3 separate regions of the Homo sapiens genome follow, and all the other regions are linked to region 2. Evidence: chromatin loops called from intact Hi-C (ENCODE). Cell type or tissue: heart left ventricle. All regions are shown on one strand. Each heading gives the region's core, and the rest is flanking DNA. Links, peaks and the distances in the headings are about the cores only.

Region 1 (10,833 bases), core at 204-8,203, 1.2 Mb after region 2:
TTCTTTAGCCTGTGTTTCTACTAGATGATACGTATTTATTCTGAATTAGAGCTTTATAGTTGGAGAATCGAAGATGGATATTCTTTGAATGTGCTTTGAAAATTGTGAAAAATAAACTATTTCTAATCTTAGAACCTTCAGGAATCTTTGTAAAGAGCATTACAAAAAGCAGTGCCGTTGAGCATGATGGAAGAATCCAAATTGGAGACCAAATTATAGCAGTAAGTTACACATTTAACAATAGCTTTGTTAATTTTCATGGTTGAGAATTGTATTCTCCTAGTTTACTTAGTTTTGAGAGCTAGAGTTAACTCTGTACTAATTTAAGCTTTTTTGGTGACTTGAGGCTATTATTACAATTACCCTTTCTATTATTTTGTGGAAGTAAAATAAGGGTATTGGATATAAGCTTTACTCATCTCAGTTCCAAACGGGAGACTTCCTTCTTGAATAATTCCTGATATATCTAATTTCTGGTTGTAATGAATTTATTACATTAATATTACACTTATACGTTCCTTGCAGATACTCCAGAGGTAGAGACCAGATGTCCAGTACCTTTAGGGTATTGGAATATGAATTAGGGATGCCTGCATTGTTTTTTTTTTTTTAATCAGCAGAATGATACTGTTATTGTTGGCTTTATGGCCGCGGCTGCTTTCAGCCCTGAGGATATATAAGAATGAAAAAAAAAAAACCTAGCTTCTTGTAATTAGTTCAAGCTATCATTGTTATCGTTGTAACATCAATGTGTTTTAAACATGGCTATTCAAGGCACTGTACAGAAGAGCCCAACTTTAATTTCAGTGTTCAGTTGATACCGGACTCCCCAGACTGCAGCCTGAAACAGAAATTCAAGAGACCCTGCAACAAAACTTCCTTATCAAATAAGTTTAAGGGAAAACTGCCTACAATATAGTCTTGTATGAATTCACAGTGCACATAGAAAAATTGAAGACAGCTGGGTGTCTTCACTGAGCTGGTGGCTCATGCCTGTAATCCCAACACAGGCAGATCCTATCTCTAAAAAAAAAAAAAAAAAAAAAAAACAAATTGCTGAATTGCTGGGCATGATGTTGTCTGCCTGTAGTCCTAGCTACTTGGGAGGCCAAGGTGGGAGGATTCCTTGAGTCTGGGAGTTCAAGGCTATAGTGAGCTATGATTGCACCACTGCACTCCAGCCTGGGCAGCAGAATGAGATCTTGCCTCTAAAAAAAGACAAAAAAAAAAAAAAAAAAAAACCTGCAATAGAGAAACCTGTTTATCTGTTTTACCTTAGTGTTTACTAAACTTTTGTAATTGTGAGGTCTTTATTTTTCCAAACATATATTCATATTCTTTGAAAGACATCTTGAGGGAATGCTGATTTATCTTATTAGGTATTTGTTTATGCTTAAGTTTCTGTTGTTCCCTTAGAATCTTAATAATAGTGAGAAAGTAGGATATTAAGGTAGAGGAGTCCTTATTCATAGCAATATTATTCACACTCGCCACGACATGGAAGCAACCCAAATATCTATGAATGGATAAACAAAATGTGATATATATATATATATCATATATACACACATATTGATATATATGTTGACATATATAGATATATAGACACATATTGCTATATATACACACATATTGATATATATATATCAAAATGTGATATATATATATCCAATAGAATGTTATTCAGTCTTTAAAGAGAAGGAAATCTTATCACATGCTTCAGCACTGAAAAACCTTGAGGACATTATGCTAAGTGAAATAAGTCACAAAAAGACAAATACTGTACGATTTCACTGATATGAAGTATCTAAAATAGACTTATAGAAACACAAAGTAGATTAGTGGCTCCCAGGGACTGGGGAGAGGGGAAATGAGGAGTTGTTCAATGGGTATATTTCTGCAGTTCTGCAAGATGAAAAAATTCCGGAGACCTGTTGCACAATGATGTGAATATACTTAGCACTATTGAATTGTACTATTCAAAATGGGTAAGATGGTAAATATTGTGTTTTTCTACCACGATTTTAAAAAATGGAGGAGTCCTTTATCTCTCCCTTTAAGTCCACATTATAACTCCGTGAGTCTTCTTGGGTTTTGTTCTGTGAAACTCCTACCTACACCTGTTCACCTCTTCAGATCTACACTAAAGATCAAGTTGTGCTTGCCACCTCATCTGGCTATATGCCCGAAGTGAGCTTTCTCTGTGTATCTCCATTTTACCATACAATGTAAATGAATTACTGTACATGTTTTTGTTTTGAGGGAAAGTGAAAGACAGAAGGAATACATACGGAGTCTAAATCCATATCTGATGCTGAATTACAAATTGAAAGCATAGCTAATTTACTTTTTTCTCCTAAGTAATCTATATTAATCAATTAGAAAACTTTTAAAAAAATAAGCTTGATTGAAATGTAATTCACATACCATACAATTCACCCATTTAAAATGTACAGTACAGTAGCTTTTAGTGTATTCACAGAGTTGTGCGTTCACTACCATGGTGAATTCTAGAACATTTTTCAGAACCCTAAAAACATTTTCAGTACCCCTTAGCAGTCACCTTCTCCCCCATTCTCCCAGTCCTGGGCAACCACCAATCTACTTTCTGTCTCTATGGATTTGCCTGTTCTGGATATTTCCTGTAAATGGAATCATACAAGATGTGGTTCTTTGTGACTGACTCCTTTCACTTAGCATAATGCTTTCAAGTTTCATCTGTATTGTAGTATGTTTCAGTCTTCATTTCCCTTTATTGCTGAATAATATTCCTTTATATGGATATACCATATTTTATTTACCCATTCATCAATTGATGGACATTCGGGTTGTTTCTACTTTTTAGCTGTTATGAATAATGCTGCTGTGAACATTCACGTACAAGCTTTTATGTACATATATGTTTTCATTTTTCTTGGGTGTATACTTAGGAGTGGAATTGCTGAATCTTATGATAATTCTGTGTTTTACCAGTTACCAAATGCCCTGATTCAGTTTCTTCACTTACAAAGTTGGGATAAGGAAACTTCTCTTGTGTGATATTCAGGAAAATCAAATGAGTATTTTATTGACAATATCTGATAGCAGATATCTGATAGCAGTTTAATAATTAAGCAGATATTATTTATTGAGGGCTATCATTGAAAGAGTCTCATGATAACTTCCCCCTAAATTTGTCATTATCTTCATTCTTATATAAGTGGAATCTCAAATATAATTCCTCTTAGGCAAGGTCAGTGATGAAGGAAATTGTTGATGCAAAGGTGGAAGAATCTTTTCTCTGAATTGTTTTCTTGCTTTCAATAAAATCACTTGACTTCACTCATCAATATTCTGATTTTTAATTTTTAGCAAACATTCTTTTACTACAAAGATATAAGCATTTTAAATTCCTGGAGAACATCATGCAATGCTTTTGAACATGTATTAATTTTTTACTAAATATCACCATCTTGTGGACTTTTGAGATATTTGCAGTAATGTTCTTCACATCCAGTTGCATTTTCACAACTGCAGTCTTTGTCTGTTATTTGTTCGATTTTTGTTTTGACAGCAGCTATTAGGAGTATAATCTATTTTTATTTTGTAGTTGTTGAAGTGATGAGATTAAGAAATTATTTCTTACTATTTTGAAGAGTTATTTTGTAACTTAAAAATATTTTGTTATAAGGTTCTTGTTTTACACATTGTGTTCTGTGGACCCCTGGGTCAACAGGGTTTCACTGTAGGCATTACAGTGACAAGGAATAGACTGAATGTCTCCATTTTTCCCATTTCATATGTTGGTATTCTTTAAATAATTTGACTATTTGACAAAAGGAGTCTGTTGTTTTTTCAAAAAGTTGAACAAACTTGTCATTAGATAAAAACACTCATTCTTTTTAGTTTGATATTCAATATGCTAAAAGCAGTAGGAAATTATGATTGATAAAAATTATTAAATAAGCATATAAATAAGGAAAAGTGTCAAACGTTGCCTTTGGTTTTCTGTGACTGTGTTCATAGATTGAAGTTCTCTCTTTATACGTATAGGATATGTTGGAGGAGGCCCTGGCAACCTAGGTTGAGTATGCTCAGGGGCCAGATTTTGTAAGTTGTTCCAACTAGTATTTCTCCCCTGTAATTGTTCCTGTTAATTGCAGTGTCTGCAGTGCACACTACGAGGATGTTGGCTCTCTTCTTTTTTTTTTTTTTTTTTTTTTTAAACCTTGACCAGGTGGTCTTGAACTCCTGGGCTTGACAGATCCTCTCGCCTCTGCCTACCAAAGTGCTGTGATTACAGGTATTAGCCACCGCACCTGGCCTGGATCTCTTCTTTTCATGAGATAGCACATAGGCAATTTGCTGCCATTATACTACCTAGTTCTACTGCACTCTTCTCTGTGGTACCATGGGTTCTGAACTGACTTCTTGACTCTCTTGTGATAAAGGGGAACCAGAGCTAACCAGGACCCCTTAGGCTTCGTGACTTTGGCTCATATGTAGCATGGGTGTGATTATATTGAACAAAAACCTCTCCCAGAAAAGCCTTGGAGATTTTTATGTTTATTACTCACTTCTTTACTCTTTTAATAACCAGCTTCTGAGTATCTTCCCAGTACAAAGTGCCATGTGGTATAATTCTTGGAAAATAGATCTTATTTCCATAATACAGATGAAGGTAACTAAGACATTTGAACAGAAGTCTAGGTTTAAAAGTTCATGACTGTTCCATTATAGCAGTTTCTTCTGTGCTAGTATTATTCTCTGTCATTTGAGTAAGGAATACATTTTAAAATCCAAGTCATCAAGTTCAGAAGATAAAGGAAAAAAACACAGTTTTTAAACATATTTTAAGTTGTTATTAAATAAACAAAATCATACACATTAGATTTTTCTAAATAAAACTTCACTTTTAGATAGAATTGAACAATAAGAATGTTTTGCAGATAAAAAACAGCCTAAAGTTCTATGCATTTTATGAATTTTCATGGAGCCCCAACATGGAGATTTTTGCCATTTTTTTCCTTTATTACTGTGAGAGTAAATAACATGTTCATTTATTTTACATTAATTTTTGTCTTTAAGGTTTAAAGAATATAAAATTTGAACATGGTTAAAAAGCCTTCTCATAGAAACCACTCATAATAGCCACTAATAATAGTTTATGGTTTAAAATTTAGAAAAATTCTATGTATTTATACTTAAATAGCATCATATTATATTTGCCTATACCTTTTTATTTTACTTAAAAACTTACCTGGGAAAGGTAGTTATGTAAGCACATGTAGGTCTGTTGTGATATATTGAAGCAGGCTTAATCATGGATCGTTATGTTGTTTACAGTTTGTTGTTACAGACAGATTATTACATACTACCTTATATTTCTTTTAAGGACATGAAACATTTAAATTCTATTTTGTTGCTGTAATACTATTATTTAGATTTGAATTTTACTTATTTTGTTGCTCAGCACTGTATCTTGTATACTACAGATTTCTTAGTTTGAATTTTAAATCCAATTAAACTCATTTGGCTGGAGTGTTTTGAGTAAACTTTACAGAAAGAGAATGTTTTAGCGGACTTTCTAAACTTTTTGTCTCTGAGAACCTCTTGTGTTGACTTCTTATATTTTGACTATTTAGTTGGTGATAACAAATATGTTGGACAAAGAGGATTTATTAGGTATAATCTTAACTTAAAAAATTTTGTCATCAACTGCCCCTTTTAATTTTTAATGGGGAAGGTTCTTCCCTTTCCCCTAGAAGAACTCTTAGGCAAGTCTTCATGTCTTGGGGTATTCTTGTAGAGTAAGTTATCCTGTGGCCAATCAAAATAATCAGACACAGTTGCAAATTAGTAATAAAATTTTTCCCATACTAAATAATAGTCTAATTTCAAATGAACCCCCTGGCATATTAGAAGCCCGCTATGAACTGATGGCTTACCTAGAGATAGAGGGTATATCACTCAGTCTGTCTCTCCCCACCTAATTTTTCTTTTCTGCCCACACCTTATTTTGGCTTTTATGGTGTAAAAGTTGAGAGAAGAGAAGGAAGAAGGAAGGGGCATTTTGTCTGACTGCTGAAAGATGGCTTTGTGCTAAGTGAGCCTGGCAGATGTTCAGAACTGACTATCTCTGAGGGTTTCTTCTTGGGCTCTTGGAAGATTCCAGTGGAGGTATATTTGGCTTAATTTTCCATGAATAACAGATGATGGATTTTTAACGTAGCTGACTCTTCTTCCCACTGGCCCCTGATTTCTCAGCAGTCTGTTTCATAGATTGTCTCTTTTGAGTCCCATCATTCCCTTGGAGTCCTGTAGTAGGTTTCAAAATGACTTGAGCCTGGCTCACTCCTGTGTGGTCTATGCCCAGACAAAGTCAGGGAGGTGAGCAGCTCCCAACATAACAGAAGTTTCCTCTGGCTCCACTGTCAAAGCAGCTAAACAACCTCTTCCTTATCCTCCTGATGGCATTAGACACAATCTGCTGCATTGCCTCTTCTGCAGGTGACTTTGGACTTGAAGTCAAGGGGGAAATACCTGGGTGGGTAGGGTATATAGCATTCTTTCCTCTTAAAAAAAAAAAAAAACTTCCTCTTAAGTTTTTCTTAACATTTAACAACACTTAGTTCTTTTATGCCCTGAATGTGTGTGAATTGTAGTTCTTTACCACCTAGTTTAAATTTCCGCTTGGTGGCCCTTTTTACAACTTGCTTTGATATAGGATATTAATAATCATAGCATCTCAAGCACAATTTCTGTTTTCTCATACATCACACTAAGTATAAGATTCTTGGTTTGTAATTTCTTTTCCACAATTGTACAGATAACCTAGTCTCTCTCTTTGCTGCCTAGAGGCTGGTAGATCTTTTTTCTTTTTATCTTTGAAATATAAGAATTTTACCAGGATACATTCAGGTGTGAGGTTTTTTTTTTTTTGTAATTTCTCATCATTTTCTGTTTTTTCATGTGCCTTTTTGATTTGTAGAGTTGGGTAAGTTTCCCTTCTCCCTAATCCTTTCTTTGATTTTTTTCCCCCTCATTTATCATCTTCTCCTTATAATTTCTTTTATTAGTGTGTTGGATTTCCTAGCTCAGCCTATGAGTCTCCAGCCTTGTTTCTGATCATTTTTTATCGGTTTATTCTTTTCCTCTGAGCTATGGGAAAATTGCATGCATGACCTGGACTTTGTTTTTGCAGTACTTAAAATCTTGTTGACTGCCTTCATTGTAAGTTTTCTTTTTCTTTTTTTTGGGGGGTAGATACTTGTTTCTTCTTTGTAATTCCTGCTTCCATAAATACAAGGAAATGTGAACTATTTTGATAGTAAGTTTCAGGAAATATCTTTTTTCCTGTTCACTGCAATAACAACTTCATAGGAAGATACATGCACCGATCTTCAGTGTGCAACCTGCTTTTGGACCGTGATATTTCACATTCCATGACCCTTGGTCATTCTCAAAAATAACTGGGCTTATACAGATAGAAGTTGAGATGGGTTCTGCTGCAGATTGTATGGTTTTTTTCCAGATGTTTTAAGAATTGACAAAGTGACAGGGAAGGGGAAAGTTTAAATTTACTGTAGCTTCACTTGATTCATTTGTAGATTAACAAAATGAAGAGGAAACCAGTGGTAGAGGATCACACTGGGGGATTTTGCCTGTTTTTGTTTTCTGTGTTTGCTCTGATAGCCAGGAGTTATTTGGAGTTGTGTGTGTGCTTGTATGCACACATGTGTGGTTAAGGTAATTTTTATTACAAATAAAGTAATTCTGTGCTATTACATGCAACCCAGCTTAGTATGGCCTTTAGTACTTGGTGTGTTTCTTGGAGTTACTGGTTAGGATCCACATATACCATCTGATTGCCTCACTTAATGAGAGGGTGTTTTTTGTTTTTTGCTGAAGTTTCTTCTTACAGACCAGACAGGCTATTCCCACACATACAGAGATTCAGTTGGCCTGCCTTTGATCTGGCCATGCGCAGACCATTTCTAGTAGAAATTCCTCCAAGTTGCTGGTCTAAGGACCTTGGTGCTTCTTTGGTTTCCAGTTTTGTTGCAGTGTTTTCTCTGTTCTATTTTGTTAGTTTTTCTAACAGGGAATCAGCAGGGTGGAGATAGGGAGAAAGAACAGAGCCAGATACTTATGTTCAAGTCACCATCCAGCTCAGAAGTATCATAGAAGGTTTAAGGAACTGACAGAGTATGAGATTTTCATCTAGATCAGAGGTTTCTGGATTTTTGATTGAATATTCCCTCTAGTAAAAATAACTACTCATTTTCCCTCTTTCTTCCTCACTATATATTCATATATATTGTTGTTATATATATTATATATATATATCCTATATAAACTTAGACATTATATGCTGTTTACATATGTGTACATATACATAATTACATATATACACACCTACATATACACATATTTACAAAGCAAATGAGTTTTTAAAATGTTTATTTAGAGGTTTTATTATATTCTTTCAGAAACCTTTGCAGTAAGGGTACTCCATCTTGGAGACAACTGATCTAGGTCTTTTTTTTTTTTTAATATTTATTTATGTAAGACAGGGTCTCACTCTGATGCCCAGGCTGGAATGCACTGGCATGATCATGGCTCACTGCAGCCTTTTGAACCTTCTGGGCTTAAGTGATCCTCTCAACTCAGCCTCCTGAGTAGATGGGATTACAATCATGTGCCAATACGCCTGGGTAATTTTTCTGTTTTTTATAGAGACAGGGTTTCAGCATGTTGCCCAGGCTGGCCTCAAACTGTTGGGCTCAAGCAGTCCTTCTGCCTCAGCCTCCCAAAGTGCTGGGATTACTAGGCATTAGCCACTGCGCCCAGCCTTGATCTAGATCTTATAATTTTCGCATATTTACTAAGTTAGTAAACATCTGAATTACAAGATTTAGATTATAAAATCCAGATCTTTTCTAACTTAGTAAACATTTGAGTGCCTAATATGGCCCCACTATGCTTGGAAAAGCATTACACGTACAGTCATTTTATAGTCATTTTGCAATTCTAAGGAATATTAATGACTTTGAATTTCAGCATTAAATTTATTGCTCTGCTTTTTCAAATTGTTTTTACTGTGATTTTATGAATTAAACAACATGTTGTTAAAATTTATATTTATCTACCTCAGAATATAATTTGCTTTACAAATAAGTTTTTGACCTATGAGCCAATGGCTCTGTATTTTAATATCTATAGTATGGACAGCACCATGTTTTGATGACACTACTATAAGGAAAAATGATACAGAGCCTGTCCTTGGAGTATATAGTCATAAACTGCATAATAGCAGAAAATGTAAAATTAAAATTCTGAAAAATGCTATGAGGAAGAATGGGTAAAAGGGGGCTTTGACGGCAGTCAAAGACATCAAGGTAGTTTATTATGAAAACAACTATTGAACTGAAATATAAAGCAATTATATGTATTTTCTAAGTAAGCTATTGAGAAAGAGCATGGTCTAGAGTGGGCTATCCAGAGAGTCCAGGCTGAGGTAACAGGACTTGCGGAGACTCCATGGCTGAAGAGAGAACTGCAAGTCAGAGGAATGGAAGTGAGCCCTCTGTGGCTGAGGGGCAGAGAGTAATGGACAGCATCATGAGAGATGAGGTTGGGGCTGGTGGGAGGTGGGAGCAGTTGGCACAGGCCATTCTAAGCCACGTTGAGAATTTGGAGCATTGTCCTAAGGAGTTTTCTGTAGAAGAGAGGGTTGGGGAGATATGATCATATCTATATTTTGGAAAGATCACCGGGACATTTTTGAATGTTTTGTCATTTGTGAAAAGGGGAAAATCAAATGTATTTTTCTGAAAAGACAAATAGACAGGACACTTTTTTTCTTTCTTTTTTGAAAGGCCATATAAATATGACCTTGTGATACATCAGTGCACTCAGTGAGCACATTTATCACTGTCTTCTATACCTTTTAATCCTGCATAGTTCTGGTTCCAAACTTAACTGTGCATTGAGATCACCTGAGGAATATAAAAGCATATTTAGAAAGGAGTAGAAGTAGGGCACAGTGGCCTGTATCTGTAAACTCACCATTTTGGAAGGCTGAGGTGGGAGGATCCCTTGAGCCCTGGAGTTCAAGACTAGCCTTAGCAACATAGGGAGACCCCATCTCTACAAATTTTTTTAAAAAGTAGGCCGGGTGCAGTGGCTCACGCCTGTAATCTCAGCACTTTGGGAGGCCGAGGCGGGCAGATCACGAGGTCAAGAGATCGAGACCATCCTGGCCAACATGGTCAAACCCCGTCTTTACTAAAAATACAAAAATTAGCTGGGCATGGTGGCACGCACCTGTAGTCCCAGCTATTCGGGAGGCTGAGGCAGAAGAATCACTTGCACCTGGGAGGTGGAGGTTGCAATGAGCCGAGATCGCACCACTGCATTCCAGCCTGGTGACAGAGTGAGAAAGAAAAAAAAAAAAAATAGCCACGTGTGGTGGTGTGTGCATGTGGTCCCAGCTACTTGGGAAGATACGATGAGAGGATCGCTTGAGCCTAGGAGGTTAAGATTGAAGGAAGCCATGATTGCACCACTGCACTCCAGGCTGGGCAATAGAGTGAGACCCTGTCTCAACAAAAAGGGAAAAAAAAGGCATAGAAGCCTGTGTCCTACCCTAGAACTAGTGACTCATTTTCTGGATATGGTACCCCAGAATCTATATTAAAATAAACAGAAGCCTCTCAAATGATTCTAGTGCATCCCTGTTAATACTGGTTTCCAAAGAGATATTAGGGTCTTACTGTCAATTCCCTGATAAGGTGAATACTTATTCTCCATTCTTTTCACACTAACAACTATACATACACATTTTGTGAA
Region 2 (11,048 bases), core at 1,377-9,376:
CACTATAGCCTTGACCTCCTGGGCTCAAGGGATCCTCCCACCTCAGCCTCCCAAGTATCTGGGACTACAGGCCTGTGCTACCATGCCTGGCTATCTTTTTATTTTTTGTAGAGAGGGGATTTCACTTTGTTGCCCAAGCTGTTCTCAAACTCCTGGCCTCAAATGATCCTCTTGTCTCGGCCTCCCAAAGTGCTGGGATTTTAGGCACGAGCCACAACGCCGAGCCTGAAACTTCTTAACAAAAAGTAGCTCCACAGGGATTGGTTAGAACCCTGTTGGCCATAAATCCAGAATGCTAACTGGGCTCCTTCCGGCCGACACTTTTCTTTCTTAAAACCTCAGAATCTTAATGTGATGGTAAGAGAAAATGTGGTCATTGGGGGCGTTCCCAGGCTCTCCAGTACTCAGCAATCCCTCTCTCCACCCCATGTCCCTCTTCCTCGGGCGTCCTGTTGCCACCCCTCTTTCTACATGCAGAGCCCTCATTCTCTGCCGCCCCAGGCCTTCAGCTGTTCTCCCGGCTCTTTGTTATTACACATTATCATTAATGGATCAGCCCCCGCTCACGAGGTTTCCAAATAGAGGCCTGGCCCACCAGATCGTAAAGGTTAAGCCCGTGTATTCCAGGGGGCTGTGTCAGATGAGGAATTCTATTAGAAAGCTTTGCATCTGGAGTTTTCTAATGGTGCCTTCAGGCAAAAAAAATTAAAATTAAACCACCAACCAACAACCCCTCTCCACCTCCACCACCCCCTTTCCAGCTTTCCCCACAGCAAGATTTCTGACTTGGTTAAATAGAATTCATTAATAAGCAAGGGGGAAAATCACTCCAGGCAGTTTACTCTCGAAAATGTAAACTGTTAAAACATTTTGTGGTTACAAGAATTCTGAAAATAATGCGTTGTTCTCTGGTGTTTCATGCTCTCTCAGGATCAACGATTTTCTGATACACACAGGAAGCGTTGAGATGGTCACACGTAAGACTATTTAGCACCCAGCGTTTCTTTCTGATGGTGATGTATTTGGAAGCTTGAAATCTGGACCTGCAATTGACTTGGGCTTCCTCTGCTTTCAGCTATCTTATTTTCCCCCTAAAAACATGATTTATTTCCATGAGTGTGTGTAGTATATGAGCAATCCTTGGTACCCTTACAAGCACGAGATTTGTCCAGCCTTTCTCTCCTTCCCTCCCTGCTTCTCAGTCCCCCCTCATCTACCCCCCACCAATCTCTCTCTCTCCATCTCACACACACACACATGCGTGCACACGCACGCACATACGCGCACACACACACACACACACTAGGATGGGGGTGGTGTTCTAGAAAGTACCCAAGAAACAAGAGGCAGGACTCTGGGAGGAGGGAACCGTGGATTCTTCATTGCAGGGGGGTTCCCAACCTGTCTTTGTCTGAAAACTGGGCACTGGGCCAGCCTCAGCCTCACGGATTGCCACTCTTGGCCTCCAGCCCAGTGATGGATCCGACTGTCATTTCCCTACCCCCAGCGAGGCAGGAGGCACACTGAGAAGAGGGACGAGCAGGAGAACACAGAGCTTGGCCTGGGAAAAAAGGTAGGAGTGGCAATGCTGGAGATAGGACTCAGCTGGGGAGGTGGGGGACCCCCTCCGGTCCCGGGCCCTCCTGTCAGCTCCCAGCTCCTCTGTTAGAATCCATTATAAACAACCAGGGAGAGGAACAACTCCATCAGAAGAGCAGCTCCAGGAAGCCTGAGGAGAGGCAGGAAAGCCAGGCTCTCTCACGTGGAACAATGAGCCCCTGGTAAACAGTCATCTTACTTTTAAAACTCTGGAAGGGGAAGTCAACAATCTTTGGGGATGAATTCAATAGTTTAATGTCCCGCACAAGCAGGAACTTCTTGCTTACACCCAACTTAAATCACTCATACAACAGACTGATCCCTATTTAAAATGTGTTGCCATAGGCAGGGAAATAAGGCTGACAACATTTGGAAACCGACAAAGGGACAGCTTCCATGAACTTCAGAAAACACATAAAAGATAACTATAATAGCTATAAGATTCTCCTGCTTTGAATAGGTGTTTTTTCCTGCACACTTTTTACATTTGGATATTGTTGGTAAATGTATTTCCCTATATTAAATGTATGGCATGTCAGAGGCATAAAGAATCTGAAAGCTCATCTAGCCCAATTTACCTTACCTTTCTGATGAGGAAATAGAGACACAGAGAGGTCAAGTGACTAGTCCAAGGTCACACACAGAGAAGGGTTGGAGAAAGAACTGGAATCCAGACAAAGCAGGCCACTTTCTTCTCTGTCTCTTTCTCTCTCCTCCCTCTCTCTCGTAATGCCTTCCTGCCTTTCTCAACTTCAACCTCATTTGAAAACTTTTAAGGAAATTTCCTTCCGGGGTGCCAGCTCATATATTATCTCTATTCATCTGTGTCTCAGTCACTAGACTATAAATTGTGTGAAATCATGATCCATTTCTGTTTTCTTCTCCACTGAATCCTTAAGATTCAGAAAAAATAACTGAACTATAGTAGATCCCAAGTCTTTGTGAGTCATGAATAAATTAGTGGGAGAGTGATAATAATGTCACTATTGATATAGCACAATCAGAGAAAAAGAATAATCAGGTGGTAGGTTGCCAAGAAGTTGCAAATGCCATCAGAAACCATGTTTTGGTCCCATGGGTTTTTCCTTTTGTAGTGAGTCACAGGTATTTGGCGCTGTGGAAGAAATCTGAATGCGTATCCTAAGAAGACAGTGAATGTGCAGGAGAAATTTGGTAACTGTTCAAAAGTCCATCTCACTCTAACAGGCAAGAACCTTTCAGAGTCTATCCACACAATGACTGACATCAAGTAAAGGAGAAGCCCATACAGATGCCAAATGAAAGCCTTACCTGGTGAACACTTCTCTGTGTCAGGGTTTTGCTCCCCAGTCATGTGTGTCTTGAGGCACACAGCCTCACAGAGTTCTCCAAGCTGAGATTCACCACTAGTGGCATGGCTGGAAGTCCTGAGTGATGTTCACCTAAGATTTCCAGCTCTCTGCTTTCCAGGCATATGGCAGGGATGCACTGCCTGGGACTTTTATAACAGGCTGAGGCCATGGAACCAGATCTAGCCAGTGAGTTGTAAGAAGAGATTTTCATTGCTGGTTCAGGAATCTGCAGAGCTCTTTCCATTTGCCAAAGCAATGAGCAGAGTTCATGACAGTGGTTGTTACCTTAACCTGGCTGCCTGAGTGAGGAGACAGAGAGCAGGGCCATGCAATAAATGTGGATCAGCGCAAGGGAAGGAAAGCCTTCCTTATTCCAAGCCACTAAGATTTGCACATTGTCACATAGTATGACCTAAGCCGACAGATCCAATGTGTGAAGTAATTTAAGGAGTTACCTAATGGGTGTGGCATTTAATAGTATTAAAATCTGTGAAGAGAAAGTTATTCCTTTTTCAAATCTTTTGTGGTCATTCGGAAGAGTCCAGAAGAAGCCTGGTTCTGAGGCCGATGAGGTTTTAACAGATCTGCCCACCTTCCTTTTAAACACAGAGCAGAACTTGAGCTCGGAGCTTACAGTGTCTGCTAGGATTTAATTCTATTGGTTTGTTTTCACATTTTGTTTTAGAGTGACCTCTATTTATGGAATGTGTTACTATGTTTTTAAATATATGGAATGTTGTAAACTTTCATTTGAAAATTTTGTATTTAAATTATAGTAATGTAACTAACATTTCCACTGTGCTTACTATGTGACAGACCTATTTTAGGTTGACATGTACTTATCTGTTTAACCCTCATAATAATCCTATGAAGTAGTTGCTATTTTTATCTCCACTTAATAGATGAGAAAACAGAGGCACAGAGGTTAATAAGCAGCCCAAGTTGCCCCAGTTAGTAAGTGATAGAGCCAGAATTCAAATCCAGATAGTCTGGTTCCACAATTTGTATGCTATGAGTTGATCTTTTACAAATATTATTTCTCCTGTGGTTCAGTTGGTACATGGCCACAGCAAAAATTATGAAGGTGGTACATGAATGATTATATTTTAGGAAACAATTATGTCCTCTTTTGTCGAGCAGGAGATTTGGTTTGCCCTCTTGCCACAGGTGAACTTTCACCAGACTCACCCACATGTATTCCTCTTCAGGCCAGAGAATGCCTTGCCTGGTTCCTGCATAGGGCATGCATGGCTCAGGAGCAGGAACTCCAAGCAAGAATCTTCTATGTGGCCATAGACGGAAGATGTATTTGTGAGAGATGGAAGAAAAAGAAAAGGGGCTATAGATGATCAGATGGGAGTGAGTGAGTGAACATTTATGTGAAACTTTTCTCTTCAGAGATATCCTCCTTCTAGAAGCCTTAGAGCTGTGGGCACCCAATCAATACATGCATGAGGTTCTTGCCACCCACATACAGTGCCAGCTAGCTCCAGCTGTTCCCAGGTCCTCTCTGTATAGAGGAATTAAAGGAGGCACCCTGATAACAATCCATTGATTAGGTATTCCTGTGCATTTTGTTTTAAGATTTTCAGCCCTTGGAATATCTTGTGTAGACTACTTACTACTTCAAGTTTTACAGCAAAGAAATCTAAAATCAATTTCCTCTTGAAACTTATCTAGCATAGAACACTCCAGTTTCTTTGTGTGGTGGCTCACTAATGTTATTGGGAAGCTTTTCTTGCTGAGATGATTCTGGCTTTAAGGCCTATAGCTATTCTGGCGGGGAGAAAACTAGCTTCAAGGATCAATGAGTTTGAAAGGGATCCTTTCCTCAGTCAGGATATACTGACTTTGGCTTCCCCTAGTAGGAAAAGCAAGTCTTTTTGAGTCTCTGCAGTCCCCATTTTGTTCTTGCTATATTTTTTATTGTTGTGCTGCCTAAGCAAATGGAAATAAGGCTAGTGGTGAAAAGATGCACAAAAGAGGCTCAGACTCATATGTTATTCAATGCAGCATTATTTGGTGGTGGTTGGGGTGGGAAATCCATATCCATTATTGATTAAACATAGGAAGTGTGAGTCAACAGACTGGTATCTCTTAGTCTTGTTACCTTCATCACCATTTCCTGGACAGCAAACCCAGTGAATCCTCTCCTATCACAACTTTCCCAATCAGCCCAGAAGACAATGCTCATTTTATTTTCAAGGAATTTATTATTGTTCCTCTAAATAATTAGAAATTACGGGAACACAGCTTCTCTTTCCAAATATTAAGAAAATGTACGTATTTAGGCAATAGATGGCAGTGTTTCCACAAATTTTAATATTGCAATAGCTCTTAGAGAAAGCTTAGTGCTCAGCTCTTCAGTAGCTTGCCGTGATCGTATAGTGGTTAGTACTCTGCGTTGTGGCCGCAGCAACCTCGGTTCGAATCCGAGTCACGGCAGGAGGGGAGAAGGTTTTTGGAAGAGAACGAGGCTGATCCCAAGCTGTATTACATCTAAACAACATTTGCAACCAGACATGCAATCATGAAAATCAATAAAACAGAAAGCATTATGAATATTTTCAACTTCAGGGAGATGACATATGCAGAGTGACTTTATTAATGCACTAATCCTGTTGCAAGTGTGTTGTGTGTGGGGTTTTTTATTTGCACTGATGGGTAATATGATAAAACTGGAGTGTAGTGGGCATGTAATTATTATTAATTACAACTACTTAAGTTCTGCTTTGAGCAGACTCGTCAAGTCTGCTTGCTTTTGAGCCTTGCCAGGGCTATACAGTAATAACAACCCTGAATTATTTGGAAAGATGTCAGCAGTAGATGTGGAAATCCTGTTTAACCAGGCATGAATTGTTGTTGGGAGGGTTTTTTCAGGATGACAGAGAGAAAATGAACTGTCCCTTATCAGTAATTGCAGGAAACATTTTGTTTCTATGATATGAACTGGCTGTAATTTAACTTTCCTGCATCATTGGATAATGTAAGAAGCCAGTTGTTGCTCAAAACGAAAATCTCTGAAGTGGGCATTTGGGTCTGATAAAGGGCATATTATAAGTAGACAATGGGGCTCAAACAATAAATAATGTCCATATATGGCAAAAAAATTTTTAATGACATTTTCCAAAAGACTGGGGTTTGTATTGTAAGTGGTTAAATGTCGAATTAATGTGAGAAACACAGCTTTAATGGGCCTTTCTCCAGGACTTAAAAACATGGACAATACAGCCTGAAAATGTCAACTGTAAGTATGTTATAATGAGGTTTTACTGCTCCAAAATTATACCCCACTATGTTTTAAATAAGGGGTCACCAGAAGGTGTTTTTTAATGCCCCTAACCCCTGTCTCACAGACAGCCTAGCAAAAATTCATATTTGTTATTTATGTAATACTAAAAATATTTTCAAATAAAAATATGTGCACAAACTAGAAACAGAATCTATCAAGTTCTTTCAGAGCCAGCAAATTCTTAGAAGTAATATTCTAGAAAAACTGCAATAAATATCTCTTCTCCCTTTCCAAGAAAAGATCAGTCTCTGATTATGGACCCAAAAATATTGGCCTCATAGCATTATGAAGTAAGTAAAATGTGCTTATGTCCTCTTTCAATACCCACTTTCAAGACTATTTTCTACTCTGAGGTCTCCTCTTCCTAAATATGGCAAATTCCCCAGTCCTCACCCCTTGCCCCTTATCCCCCACAAATTGTGCTTTCCCTTCTCCAAAGAGTTTAACCTAGGCTTTGCCTCAAGTCTGCAAGTCCTTCTCAGCTGCCTGGTACTAATACTGTTTCAAGAAGACAGCTGAATTGCAATTGTTCTTACATTAAAACAGAATAAGCCCATCTATGGTTATTTGTATTAAGAGGCTGAAAGTGCAATGAATTTCTCATTTGAAGAAGGAGATTGTGTTGGTCAGAATTCAATGGTCACAAGCTAAAGAAACAACATGTACTGATTTAGAGAGAACCATGTACCCAGGAATGGGTGTAGCAGGGGCTTAAGAAACAATTGGAACTAGGGAATAAAAGATGACCAGAACCAACTATCTCCATCTCACCCCATATTTCTTTCTGAATGTTGCCTTTATTCTCTGAGACTGACTTCTACATGGCAAGAAACATGGCAGCCAGCAGCAACTCCTGCCTTTTATATCTGAAGCATTGTCTCCAGCAGGAGATTACCTTAGTTACTGCTCAAAAAATACTAGGGAAGGATCTTATTGGCTTACCTTTGGTCAGGTGTCCATCACTGGACCAATCAACTGTGTACATGGGGAGAGATATATGTAGCATACAAGAGAGCCTCTCCATTGTCTTGAGGCCAGTCTCACAGTAAGAGCATTGCTAGCCCCAGAGACACCTCAGTTGTCTCCCTCAGAAGCTTTTCCCACTGCATGAGTCAGGCACACCATTTGGTGGCTACTTCCACCAACCCATGAGTTCAGTTGCCAAACTACTAACAAATTTACTGCCTTGTTTAAAAGAAAAGCAGTGGGGGAGGGGAAGTCAGAATATGACAATCAATCTGGACTCAACTTTCTGCATAGGGACACAGGGCAACTGCTTGGACCAGGGGAGCACTTCCTGTTTTCTCTCCTCTGTCTCACCAAGAGAGGCCTTTTTCCCCTGGATGACAGTGCTCCCAACTTAGCTAGGAAAGAGCACAAAACCTTCCTGACTCTACCAAATAAATCAACTTGAATTTGGGCAAGTTATCTAAGCTCTCACAGTAAAAAAAAAAAAAAACAAAACAAAAAATGGTGGAGAGAGGGGAGATGATATTACCTTGATAATTAAAAGAATAATATACAAACAAACAGAAGCCACTTAGAACAGGAGCACATGGTAGAAATGCAACACTGGTGCCTGGCAGGCATGCAACAAATCATATTTCTTCTTACTATTTTAAGGCTGCCTTGTGCACTCACCCACCATCCAGCCTCCATTGATAGACTCTCTAGAGTGAGTTTTCCATTAGCAAAAGGACTCTTTACCATTGACTTCAGAAGTTTTTTTTTAAAAAATGTGATTAAGTAGACTACAATCCAGGGGTAGAAGAAGAGTCAGGATCTACTGAGTGGCCAGATCCATGTCCAAGTTTGCAGTCCTGGTTCACTCTTCATGAGGTTATTGTGACTGAGTGTCATAATAACCAATGGTTGTTTTCATCAACAAAGAGTTTGCTGACATTGGGTTTCCTTCTTGCTGTTGTTAAAATGTGTTTTTACTCTAAAACCAACACAACATTGAGTTAGTTTTCAGAAATGTTAAAGCCCAAGTTATGAGAGAAAATTCTAATTTTGAATTACATTGAGAAATTATCTGCTTTTAAATTTTGTAGAATCATTTGAGAAATATCTCAAAGGCCCCATTATTTCCATGCCCATATTGTCTATATTTTATACCAAACGTAATACCTGTTCATGAAACATCAGGGAGACTATGATATAATCTTACAAAAACTGTCTCTCCAAAATGTCAATTATAAAGCATTTCAGGGCCGGACGTGGTGGCTCACACCTGTAATTCCAGCACTTTGGGAGGCCGAGGTGGCTGGATCACTTGAGGTCATGAGTTCAAGACCAGCCTGGCCAAAATGACAAAACCCCCTCTCTACGAAAAATAAAAAAATTAGCCAGGCAAGATGGTGAGTGCCTGTCATCCCAGCTACTTGGGAGGCGGAGGCATGAGACTCACTTGAACCTGGGAGGCAGAGGTTGCAGTAAGCTGAGATCGTGCCACTGCACTCCAGCCTGGGTGACAGGATGAGGCTGTGTCTCAAATAAATAAATAAATAAATAAATAGCATTTCAGGGAAAAGGCAAGCCATTCTCAAACTAGATTCCTTGACAAGTCTTTAATGAGGAAACATTAGAAAAAGGACAGAATCCTGATTTTGATCACATGGCTTTGACAACTGTAGTTTTCACCAGTTGCATTGTCATTCCCTGGATCCGTTTATTCAAATTATAACATCATTTGCTCATTGAAAAGTCAGGAAAGCTTTTTTTTTTTCTTTTCTTCCTCAGAGTCAACTACCATGGCAAGAAGAAGTCTTAATTCGCTGTATAATCTGTTATTTTCTGTCCCTCGTGTTGGTGTAGCAGCAGTCAGTGATCTACTAGAGTTTGTTCAAGCAAAAAAAATTTTACCCATGTAACTGTAATTGAGTACCTGAATTAAAAATTCAGAACTACATATGCTTGCTTTATTACCATAAGCTTATGGCTTTACCTAAATGCCTCTTTCTTGCTTGCTCCCTCCAGTATAGTGGGTCAGAGTTATCTTCTTAATCTCCACCATTAACCTATTGAATTGGAAAGGGTTTATATTACAATATTTTCTATGCCTACATTTTAGTGAGCTTTCATAAATAAAGGAAATTAACATTTATTTTCTGATTAAGTCATAAATTGAATTCAAAGTAAATTAGTCATACAATGAATACTCTCTTATTTAAAAACCAACATCTATTCCCAAATTATGAAGAATAAGTGGTTTTTTTCCAATAAAAATATGCCAATGCATAGAAAATAATTTATTACATCAGAATCTGAATGGATGGAATTCACTTTCAGGGAGTACTGCTGGCCAGAGAGGTTGTTGCTGCAGGCCCCATGGTAGCAGTGGTGGGGAGGCGGCGCTCCTAAGGTGCAGGACACTGGAGCAGCAGTGGACCCAGAGTGTCAGCTGGTGGTGGCTTTGCGAAAAGAAAGTGCTTACCCACCAACAGCTGCTGCAATTTCATCCACAGGATCCGAGAATTGAGGGATGATGAAGGGACTATTTCTTCCCTCTGTAGCTCAGCCATAGGAAGCATGAGACATTGACAATTCTGCCGGTGCTCCTAACTGTTATGTTATCACTTAACTAGTAACATCACCCTTAAAAGCTGAAGATCTGTGGCAAGGCCTGGAAATGTGGGCCTTGCAGGGAGGAAAATTCTGACAAAAGCTAAATCTGAGACAAAGCTTTTCTAAAGAGACCTGGATTCAGATCCTGCCTTTGCCACTCTTGACTCCTTGACTTTGGACTTGACCTCTTTGTACTTTGGTTTCTTAGCAAACCGGAGAGATTATGTGAATTAGGTAAGGGGATGTATATCTGGTGTGAATCCTGATGACCAGTACTCCCCTTCCCTTCCTTTCCTTTCCAGAGCCATAATCTTTGTTCTATGTTCTTTGTACGGACTTCCCAGCATACCAAAGTCAACCAAAAATAAACATGCCTTGGGTTGTGCCACTCTGATTGGCAGCAGCTGTAAGACGTGCATGTCTTCACCTAAGCTCTGTCATTTGATTGCAGGTCATGCGGCCCCTAGAATGGTGAACTTGTGTGTTCCAGTCCCTCTGATAATAAGCAAAGAGCCAGGCAGGGAGGTCCCGGTCAAGACGCGCCGGGATAAGCGAAATTGCCACTAGATGGCGCTGCTTTTTGTCGTTCATCAAAGACCAGGGGCTTTTTCTTTCTTTCTGTTTTTTTCTTCCAAGGATTCCTGGCCCAGGGTGTCAGCATCCAGTATCCTAATCTTACCAGACGTCTCTGTTTTCTGAAGGGAGGTCCTATTTTCAGTGTATTATCAAGATCAGAGGACCAGACTCCACCTGCAATCTGGGGGAATTACCTCAACAGTGTTGTCTTTATCCAGAGGTGATTTTAAAAGAATATACTGTATTTGAATGTCAACGTTCAAAGGCTTTGAGGCAGAAAATTCCATTTCAAAAGAAAGTGTGATTAATGAAGCCACATAAATCCTGTAGAGGCTGGAGCAATTTCAGAAATCACACCATGCAAATCAAAGAAGCAGGTTTTTCTACATCCTCTCTCACTTTCTCTTGTTCTTATTTCTGCACCATCTCAACCTTTCCTTCCCTCTTTCTCTTTTGCAGTTTCTTGAATGCACGTCCCCCCAATCTCCAAAACATAAGGGAACTTGATCAGAAATCCTAGATACAGCTAGCTTCAGGCTCCGACCTGAGCCATTTCTCCTCATTCTTCCCCCAGGAGATTCAAAGAGAGTTGAGGCTGTAGCATTCAACTCACACACCTCACTACTTGCTTATAAAATGGATTCAAATTCTGGAACTCCACTTGGTCCAGTCTTAACAAGATG
Region 3 (11,048 bases), core at 1,601-9,600, 1.4 Mb after region 2:
GAGGCTTTGCTCATTTCTTTTTATTCTTTTTTCTCTAAACTTCCCATCTCGCTTCATTTCATTCATTTCATCTTCCATTGCTGATACCCTTTCTTCCAGTTGATCGCATCGGCTCCTGAGGCTTCTGCATTCTTCACGTAGTTCTCGAGCCTTGGTTTTCAGCTCCATCAGCTCCTTTAAGCACTTCTCTGTATTGGTTATTCTAGTTATACATTCTTCTAAATTTTTTTCAAAGTTTTCAACTTCTTTGCCTTTGGTTTGAATGTCCTCCCGTAGCTCAGAGTAATTTGATTGTCTGAAGCCTTCTTCTCTCAGCTCGTCAAAGTCATTCTCCATCCAGCTTTCTTCCGTTGCTGGTGAGGAACTGCGTTCCTTTGGAGGAGGAGAGGCGCTCTGCTTTTTAGAGTTTCCAGTTTTTCTGTTCTCTTTTTTCCTCATCTTTGTGGTTTTATCTACTTTTGGTCTTTGATGATGATGATGCACAGATGGGTTTTTGGTGTGGATGTCCTTTCTGTTTGTTAGTTTTCCTTCTAACAGACAGGACCCTCAGCTGCAGGTCTGTTGGAATATGCTGCCATGTGAGATGTCAGTGTGCCCCTGCTGGGGGGTGCCTCCCAGTTAGGCTGCTCGGGGGTCAGGGGTCAGGGACCCACTTGAGGAGGCAGTCTGCCCGTTCTCAGATCTCCAGCTGCGTGCTGGGAGAACCACTGCTCTCTTCAAAGCTGTCAGACAGGGACATTTAAGTCTGCTGAGGTTACTGCTGTCTTTTTGTTTGTCTGTGCCCTGCCCCCAGAGGTGGAGCCTACAGAGGCAGGCAGGCCTCCTTGAGCTGTGGTGGGCTCCAGCCAGTTCGAGCTTCCCGGCTGCTTTGTCTACCTAAGCAAGCCTGGGCAATGGCGGGCGCCCCTCCCCCAGCCTCGCTGCCGCCTTGCAGTTTGATCACAGACTGCTGTGCTAGCAATCAGCGAGACTCCGTGGGCGTAGGACCCGCCGAGCCAGGTGTGGGATATAGTCTCGTGGTGCGCCGTTTCTTAAGCCGGTCAGAAAAGCGCAGTATTCGGGTGGGAGTGACCCGATTTTCCAGGTGCGTCCGTCACCCCTTTCTTTGACTCGGAAAGGGAACTCCCTGACCCCTTGCGCTTCCCGAGTGAGGCAATGCCTCGCCCTGCTTCGGCTCGAGCACGGTGCGCGCACCCGCTGGCCTGCGCCCACTGTCTGGCACTCCCTAGTGAGATGAACCCGGTACCTCAGATGGAAATGCAGAAATCACCCGTCTTCTGCGTCGCTCACGCTGGGAGCTGTAGACCGGAGCTGTTCCTATTCGGCCATCTTGGCTCCTCCCTCCAAGTATGTACATTTTTTAATGTCAGAAAAATCTTTCCACAGACTTAAATTATCGGGAAGAAGTTTCTTTTTTCAAGGCAGAGTTGCTTAAAATGGATTGGATGATTTCCAAGATTTTCAAAATAGGTTCTGATCTGGCTTGAGACATTTATACATATTTTTCAAAAACAAGACACTTTTGGGAAAATTAAATAAGATTAGAAGATGAGGCTTTCTGAGCAAGAAATGGGTTTTACAAATTAACTATTAAAAAGCCTACTTACTATAAATTCAATTTAATCCCAGTGAAATCCAAAAAGGTATTTTTTCTTTTTTGGTGGAAACGGAAAAGTTAATTCTGAAATTTACATGCAAATGAAAAGTATCTATAAGAGACGATACTACCCGTCAAAAGAACAATGTTGGACGACTCACACTATCTGACTTTAAGACTATAAAATGATAGTAACCTAAACAATATGGCGTGAGCAGGCAAGGAGATGGTTGGAACAAAATATATGCCATTAATTAATTTTCAACACAACGTAAACAGTCAACAATTTTTCAGTTAATGCTGTTTAATGGAGAAAGAAGTTTCTTTTCAACAAATAGAGCCACAACAACTACACAAATGTGGGGAAAAAATGAACTTTAATTCTTACAGCATATGCAAAAATCAGTTTAGGATAGATTATAGTTTTAGCTATGTGGTTAGGGCTGCAGGTCTCTTAGAATCATTGTGGTACCGTAAAACTATAGAGCTTCTGGAGGAAAATGCAATATTTTTGCAGCTTTAAGTTTGGGTGGATTGCTCAGAGGGGACACAAAAAGCAATAAATATAAAGGAAAGAGTTAAAAATTTGACTTTACCTGAATTAAACTTCCATTGATTGAAAGACTGTAGAAAATGAAAAGTGGTCCGGGCATGGTGGCTTACACCTGTAATCCCAGCACTTTGAGAGACCCAGGGGGTGGATCACTTAAGGTCAGGAGTTTGAGACCTGCCTGGCCAACATGGTAAAACCCCATCTCTACTAAAAATACAAAATATTAGCCAGGTTGCAGTGATCGCCACCTGTAATCCCAGCTACTTGGCAGGCTGAGGCAGGAGAATGGCTTGAACCTGGGTGGTGGAGGTTGTAGTGAGCCGAGATTGTGCCACTGCACTCCAGCCTGGGCAACACAGTGAGACTCCATCTCAGAAAGAAAAAAAAAAAGAGGAAATGAAAAGTGAAGTCACAGATTGGGAGACAAAGTATTTGCAATACATGTATCCGACAAACGATTTATCTCTCCTAAAAATGACATAAAAAACTCCTAAAAATCAATTTAAAAGAAGAAAAATAGCCTAATTTTTAAATGAGCAAAAGACAGATACTTTTCTAAAGGAAGATCCCTAAATGGCCAAGTTCATGAAAAGAAGCTCAACATCAATTGTTATCTGGGAATTGAAATTTGAAGCCCAAATGAGGTACCACTACACACACACAACAATGGCTAAAATTTTAGAATTGACAATGACAATATCCAGCACTGCTGAGGATGTGAAGAAACTGGAATTCTCATACATGTGGTGGAAATTGTAAAACTGTTCAACCACTGTATGGGGTTGAATAGTGTCCCCCAACTTCATGTCTAACTGGAACCTCAGAATGTGACCTTATTTGAAAATGGGATATTTACAGGTGTAATCAAGTTATAATGAGGTCATGCTGGTTTAGAATGGGTCCTAAATCAAATGACTGGTGTCCTTATTAGAGGATGGAAATTGATACACAGAGACACAGAGGAGACATACAGGGAAGAGGCCAAGTGAAGACAGATGAGCTTGAGGCAGAGATTGAAATTATGCTGCCACAAACTAAGGAATGCCAAGGGTTGCCAGCAACCACCAGAAGTTGGAAGGGGCAAGGAAGGATTCTTTCCTAGAGCTGTCAGAGGGAGTGTGGCTCTGAGAACACCTTGATACTGGACTCCTGGACTCCTGAACTCAGAGAATAAATTTCTCTTGTTCTGATCCACCCAGTTTTTGGTATTTTGTTATGGAATTCCTAGGAAAGGAACACCACCACTTTGAAAAATGTTGGCAGTGTCTTGTAATATTAAACACCTACAACTTCCCTATGACCCAGCAATTCCACTCTTAGGTATTCACCTAAATAAAAGAAAGCATATATCCACACAAATACATATATAAGAATGTTTATGGAAGCTTTAGTGATAGTAGTCAAAACTGGAAACATTTTAAGGATTTACGAAGAAAACGAATAAAAAATTATGTTCATATAGTTGAACACTATTCAGCAATAAAAGAATAAAGTACAAATGCACTCTACAGTGTGGATGAACATCAAAAATATATTGGGCAAAAGAAGCCAGACACAAAAAACGCATGTATACTGTGTGAGTCCATTTACATGAAGGTCAAAGTCAGGTAGAAGTGTTCTCAGGTAATAGAAACCAGTGAGGGCAGGGACTGGCCTGAGAGATCATGAGGAAACATTCTCACGCATTGGAAAAGTCATGCGTCTTGATTGTGGCAGTGTTTTACATTAGTGTATACACATTTGTCAAAACTCACTGGATTATTTCCTTAAATGAATACACTTTATTAAATGTAAATTATAACAAAACATAAACCTTGGAGCAAGCCCTCGTATATAATGCTTGCCTCAATCAAAAAGAAAAGAAAACCCCACTTTAAAGACTGAATTAAAAACTTCTATCCCCATTCCCTTTCTTTCTTTCTTTTTTTTTTTTTTTTTTGAGATAGGGTCTCTCTGTCATCCACCCAGGCTAAAGTGCAGTAGCGTGATCATGTCTCACGGCAGCCTCGACCTCCTGGGCTCAAGTGATCCTCCCTGCTCAGACTCTGTAGCAGCTGGGACTACAGGCACAAGCCACCATGCCGGGCTACTCTTTCCATTTTTTAAAACTGCATTAGTTATCTACTTTCTAAACTCACTTTTAATTCTTAACAGGTAAGTGATTATCATGTAACTTATTTTTGTTCTCCAACTTTTCCAATCTGCACTGAACGTAGCAATCGTCTGTAACTGTCTACTTCTTCTGTATATGTTGGCAAAGGCTTAGGTTTCAATTTCCCTAGCTGAGGGGATTATAATGACTTAGGACACCATTTGCTCTCTTGGTTATTTTGCTTAGGAAGGATAGGTACTTGCAGGGGCCAATGAAGGGCAAAGTAAAAATAACTATCCTGAACTACAGATACACAATTTAAACAGCATTCAAAATGTTCTTCTAAAAAAAAAAAAAAAAGGAGTACACAGAATTTGGCCTGTCACAGAACAAAGAAAATACCAGCTTCAGGTGGACAGTACCCCAGTTCCGTTCTGACAGCTTCTTGGCAACTGTTAATATGTATGGAGCTTGAATGGATGGGTAGGAGGGAGGATCGGAGGGGAAACAGCAGAAGAATGGGGGCAGAAGAGGAGAGGGAGGGACGTGGAGGAGCCCAGGGATCCACACTGCTCAGCTGCTTCTGGGTTTACGGTGCAGCGCGAGCGCCATCATGTGCTCATCTCTGTAACTTCAGCGGAAGAAACGCGTTTTTCCCCGCCACTGCATTTGAGGAATGGAAAAATAAACCAAAATCGTTCATCGGGCCTGAGAAACCTTGAGAAGCATATTACCCTACGGTTGTTTTTTCATCGAAAAGTTGAAGGATTTCTGACATCTCAATTAGTAACGCATCTGGAATGTTTGCTCTCCAGGTACCTATTATTTGTTCCTTCACTCATCAAATATTTATTGAACGCTATGTGCCAGACACATACAAGCAGGAGAAAGGCAGGCGTGGTGGTCTAGTGGGGCAGACAGACATGTGAACAAATGGCTACAGCAGTCTGATAAATATTCTAATGCAGGAATGAAAAGAACATCTGGAAGCTAAATGAGAGCATTTAATATTTGACAGAGACGTTCAGTGCTATAATCTAATTATTGTATTGAAAACCTGTGTTGATCCTATTACTTGTATCACTTGTCCATAACCTCTTTAAAATCTGGCTAAAATTATTAATTGGTTGATTGATTCAAATTATTTATTGAGAGCCAATTATGTGCCAGGTACTACCGCTGTATCACTATTACTCGTATCAATTTTGTCCATAATCTATTTAAAAATCTGGCCAAAATTATCAATTGATTCATTGATTCAAATTATTTATTGAGAGCCAGTTGTGTGGTAGGTACTACTGTTGGTGCCGAGGGATACAGATAAAGATGGGAAAGACAGAAAACAGTTCTTCTTTTGTTAAGCTTAACTTCCATGTGTGGAAAGTGAACCATCAAGAAAAAAATGTTTTCTGTCTGTCTTTGATACAAAAGCCATTTTCTTGTTTATTGCCTGTTTATCTATGTTATTATTTCCTACTTTCCCTCTATAGCGTTTATTCCCCACTTTTTCTAAACAGTTGTTTCAAACTATTTCAGGTTACACTGAGAGTTTAAACAAGCATAGCTTTCTTAATGGCTTTGGAAAATTTACTTAACTTCCTATTGCTCAGAGGAGCACCAGGGTTTTAGTTAGTAGTTGAGCCATGAAGTGGGAATTTGGGAGGAGATTTCTAATCCTGGCCCTGTTATAGTTTCATTTGTCTGGTTTACCTCCCAATCTCAGCTTTTCCTGGCCACTTCAGGGTCATGCATATAATAAATATTAGGGCCAGGCGCAGTGGCTCATGACTGTAATCCCAGCACTTTGGGAGGCCGAGGTGGGCAGATCACGAGGTCAGGAGTTTGAGACCAGCCTGACCAGCCTCATGAAACCCTGTCTGGACTAAAAATACAAAAAATTAGCTGGGCATGGTGGCGCACGCCTGTGATCCCAGCTGCTCAGGAGGCTGAGGCAGGAGAATTGCTTGAACCCGGCAGGCAGAGGTTGCAGTGAGCCGAGACTGTGCCATTGCACTCCAGCCTGGGCGACAGAGTGAGACTCTATCTCAAAAATAAATGAATAAATATGAACAATCTCTGATAATTTTAGACTCAAAAACAGCAGGTAGTAGGAAGCTGGAAGAACACTTGTGTTCATACCCAGCCTCTAGGCCTCAGCGATCGCAGCGTTCAGGGAGAGCGGCAGCCTCCCTCCCTGAAGTCCCATGTGGAGATGGCCCTGCTCCAACAATGAGGCGCCGGAGCGGGAAAAAGGAACTCCTCTAATGACATAAAACAAGTGAAAATTTATATGATCAGATGAGCTAACAAGCTTGAAAAAAAAATGTGATCTTAATGAGCAGAGCATATTTGTTAACAATGATTGGGAAAATAAACCTGCTTTATGGCTATGTTCTCAAGGCGTTGCGACTCTTCACTAAATCATCCTTGTCTCATCTTGTGTTAGGTTGTTCACTTCCATTGCTCACACGTGCTCAGCCCACACAGTTGGTGTGTATAATGGGGTCATATACTACCGCTGAAAAAATTCAGAAAGTTCTGCTTCAGTTCTGCTTTTGCCAAATCACTGTGGCCTATACGTCAAGGAAGAGGGACCTAGGAAGCCCAGAGTTTTCCATTACTTTCCCTACCAAATCAAAACACAACCCAACGCCCATGCTTGTAAGCATATCGGCTTCCGGTTCAGCTTCTTTGGAAGATTCTTTTCACTTCCACTGACATTTGCAGGGAGAATTATATTAAACTGAAGCTAATAAGACCATGTGTTACTTCATATAAAATATAATTGTAAATACAATCCTTGGCAACTATTTATTTTACCTCCAGGTGTCTCGAGTGTTAAGCACCAAACTATCTTTATTTTCTTTATGAATTTATAGGAAAATGTCTTTATGGTCACAGTACCATTTTGAGAGAAAAGAAAAAAATCTTTCTTTAAAACAAACAAACAAACAATTCTTGTGGTCAATAATTGAAATTATTCTCTGCCTAAATTGCTCTATATTTACATGACCTAAAAAAAATTGGAACTTATGTAAACATGATGACAAAATTAAAATGTTATTTTCTGCCAGGCACGGTGGCTCATGCCTGTAATCCCAGCACTTTGGGAGGCTGAGGTGGGAGGATTGCCTGAGGTGAGGAGTTCAAGACCAGCCTGGCCAACATAGTGAAACCCTGACTCTAATAAAAATACAAAAATTAGCGGAGCGTGGTGGTGGGAACCTGTAATCCCAGCTACTTGGGAGGCTGAGGCAAGGAGACTGGCTTGAACCTGGGAGGCAGAGGTTGCAGTGAGCCGAGATTGCACCACTCCACTCCAGCCTGGGCAACAGTGTGAGACTCCAACTCAAAAAAAAAAAAAAGAGAGAGAGAAAACTGAGTCACAGAAAAGATAAGTAACTTTCACAGAGTCACACAGAGAGTAAGTCGTGGAGGCAGGACAGTCTTGTTTGGTACTTTTAACCTCAGTGATAACCTAATTGTCTCTACAATCTTCATCTCCCTTCAGCTTTGGCTGTCTGCAGAATGTGTCTTCCTGATTAACCCACCAGCTACTCAAACTTAACTTGTTCCAGATGGAACTGAGAATCTGTTCTGATTCACCTGCTGCCTCCACCCTTAACTTTGACTGCCTTCCCCCTCTTTCCATTCTGATATTTTGATAACAATATTATCATGCTTGATTTTTGTTTTTGTTTTTGTTTTTGTTTTGTTTTTTTTGAGACGGAGTATCTGTCGCCCAGGCTGGAGTGCAGCCTCCCGAGTAGCTGGGACTATAGGCGCCCACGACCACGCCCAGCTAATTTTTTTTTTTTTTTTTTTTTTTTTTTTAAGTAGAGATGGGCTTTCCACCGTGTTAGCCAGGATGGTCACGATCTCCTGACCTCGTGATCCGCCCGCCTCGGCCCTCCAAAGTGCTGGGATTACAGGCGTGAGCCTCCGCGCCCGGCCCATGCTTGACTTTTCTGTACCTGTGAGTGCTTGCTATAAACTTGGCCCTGCCTGTTGCCATATTCTAGCAGTGAAACAGCTTGAGTCTCTCCTCTTTCCTTTTCCCACTGTTGTCTCTTAGACACTGCTCCACTGTCTCCCTTCTCCAGTTAATTCTAAACTACACTGGTACCCAACAAAGCTTACAAAAATATACTGCTAATCTTCCCATGCCCTACTAAGAAAGCTTTAGTAGCTTCCTTATAAAATGAGTAATAAACTCCTAAAGTTTTCACTCTAGGCTATTCATATCATAACCAAAATTTTGTTTCAATCCTTATTGCCATTTCATCCGCTGTCCTTGCCTGTCCTCAGTTTGCTTGTTATAATGTTATTTACTTTTTTGTTGTTATTTCTGATTTATCACCTTAATACCAACCCACTGCTTCCAACTCAATATTTAGTATCTTTCCCATGTTCCAGATATCTGGCAATTTCTCTTGTTTGGCAAATTCTTCTTTAGTAATCTTTCATATCTTCCCTTGGCTGTTCATTTCCTTTGCTGTTGTTGAGGTTCAAGCATTCTTGCCTAGGCTAGAGCAATACTTTCCCAACTACTCTGTGTTTTCTTTCCTTCATTAACTTTACTCAGCATTATCACTGTCAGGGTAACACTATCAAAACAGACACTTTTACCCTGTATGTTTCCTGTACGAAAATTAAAATGGCTTCTTATTTATTATAGATCAAACTCTAAACAGGCCAACATGTTGCACAACTACAGGAGGCTCCATTCAGGTTTTATTCTATTGGAGTCTTCAAACTTCTTAGTTTGCCATGAACAGCATTTTGCAAACCAGTAGTAGAGATATTATTAGAGTACAACTGGCCTCTCCTCCCCAATGACTCCCAACACAGACATATACAACTAACCCCAAAAAACAACCATCATGTTCAGGCACGTCAGAGAAGCATTGAGTTGAATAGGTTCTCCTTACTGTGGACTTTCAAGCATCTCTAATTTGCTAATGTGTATTATGAATCTCCACATGGGAAATTTATGGAAAAGGTTCTTTTTTTCTTATCACTTTTAGACATGTCCCAGGATGCCAGAGTTCTACAACCTAGACTTGAGGAAATCCTGCCCTGCACATTCTCTGCCCAGCCATTGTCCCAGGTCAATTTCTGATGAGCTTTCTGATGCCAGCTCATTAAAAAGGTCTTCCCTCACCATCCTGGTTGAAGTGGCTATTCCTCCCTGTGCCGTCATCCTGTTTTATTTTCCTATAATGCTTATCACAATTTGATGTGATGATTTTTTTTCCCATTACATGTTTGTTGCTTTTTTACTCTATAATATTAAATCTAAAGGACCTGACATTCTATCTTGCTTTTTTTTTTTTACTGTCTCTCCACCTATGATAGTATCCGATTCACTAAATATATTTTATTTTTATTTATTTATTTGTTTTAAGGAATAGATGTACCCACCAAAAGCCTTGCTTGCAGCCACCTCCACGTCTCTCAACCTGCCTGAGTGCAGGGCTTATGTTACAAGGAATTCTCAAAGCTGTGTTATCAAAGCTGTGAAATCAAAGTCTCTACCCCTCTGAAGTTTACCCGGATGGCCTGACTCATCCCAGAGTAAGTTCTTATTCTATTGCACTTCTATTAATATAGTATTAGTATCTGAACTCAATTTATTTTGAATAATTAATATTTTTTTAAAATAGAAATGCTACCTTATTTACCCAACTATAATGTATCTGTCTTGTGGCCAGGAATGGTGCCATACTTTGATATTTTTGAGGATCTAGTAGAGAGGGCTTCTCTTAAGGTAGGTAAACAATAGATATTCCCCCTCTACTACCTCTAAGGATGCAGCGTGATGCTTACATGTGGAGTCTCCATTCCAATAGGAGGAATAACCCAGACATTTCTGGAAGGAGGTAGATAGTAGGTTGCATAGCAGGAGAATCTCAGAGACTTGCTTCTGGCTGTCTCATACACACCATTTCCTGGATATTACAGATATTTTCTAAGTCTCCCCTGTAAGCTATGTGGATCAGAAATTGGGGGAAAAGTCTCCTTTGGGCCTACAGTTTTGAAAAGGAATTAGAAGAGTCTGATCAGTCATGAACAGAGGAAATACAGACCTTTCAAGGGAGCAAAGGAAAATTTGCCTCTTCTCAGTTTGCAGAAAGATATTTCCTACTTACATGGAAACTTTAAAAAATGTATGTACTATGCTGTTTAAGGGACATGTTCCTTTGCAAAATGCTTAATTTACATTATTTCAAGGTGTTTCTACACATGCCATTTTATATCAATATGTAAATAAGACAGATGGAAAATACGGAAGCCATAATATACTCAGTAGTATCTCTGATGGCCAAGAACTTTAACAACTCAAATAAAATACACATTGTGGATTGTACTTGGTGGAGATGCTATACATTCTCCCCTTTAAAATCCTTTATTGCTTTAAAAGAAGTAGCTATAATTGCCAGGAGTGGGGGTGAAAAGGTATAATGAAGGAGTTAGGAAAAGAGGGGAGTTTAGAATAAAATAATAGACTATGAATGAAAATGCTTGTGTCATGTATACATTTGTCTTAAATTCAACACAGACAGCAGAACCTCTCCAGCGTAAGGGCTTTGGGTTGAGATGATACGTCCTGTAGGAAATCGATAGCCATGTGCATTTTAATGTAAGTCACTTAAACATTAATCCATCTTCAAAATCACCATAGGCATTCCATTTCTTACTTTTATTTCGAAACGAGATGTTCTTTGCCGAGACAGGTTGAAGCATTTGGTTTCCACCCAAATGATGTGGATTGAGACCATCTGGAGAATCTACCCTGGCTTTTT

Evidence for each region. Peaks named below come from ENCODE experiments on the same cell type or tissue, not always from the same donor. Only the 100,000 strongest peaks of a DNase experiment are listed, where the experiment ranks them.
Region 1: it touches region 2 in a loop (5-fold over the local background); 9 of 110 quality-filtered maps call a loop at or near these places.
Region 3: it touches region 2 in a loop (3-fold over the local background); 24 of 110 quality-filtered maps call a loop at or near these places.

Annotation. Positions count from the first base shown.
Region 1 is chr9:13,206,162-13,216,994 of GRCh38, reverse strand. MPDZ (multiple PDZ domain crumbs cell polarity complex component) reads left to right here. Exons shown (of 47, transcript NM_001378778.1): 10 at 133-221. Among named protein-coding and RNA genes, the nearest start is that of MPDZ, 68 kb to the left of the region's middle. In heart left ventricle, for the core only: a CTCF peak has its summit at 3,486 (motif pointing left); no DNase peak of the experiment used is centred there; H3K27ac peaks cover 407 bases.
Region 2 is chr9:14,428,267-14,439,314 of GRCh38, reverse strand. It overlaps TRH-GTG1-6 (tRNA-His (anticodon GTG) 1-6), which reads left to right and starts at 5,304; the gene lies at 5,304-5,375. It also overlaps a transcript of NFIB not described here. In heart left ventricle, for the core only: a CTCF peak has its summit at 5,211 (motif pointing right); a DNase peak (open chromatin) is centred at 1,502; H3K27ac peaks cover 3,706 bases.
Region 3 is chr9:13,028,180-13,039,227 of GRCh38, reverse strand. It overlaps the pseudogene LOC100130801. Among named protein-coding and RNA genes, the nearest start is that of SNORD137, 61 kb to the right of the region's middle. RefSeq lists an enhancer at 1,143-1,659. In heart left ventricle, for the core only: a CTCF peak has its summit at 4,872 (motif pointing left); a DNase peak (open chromatin) is centred at 4,827; H3K4me3 peaks cover 637 bases.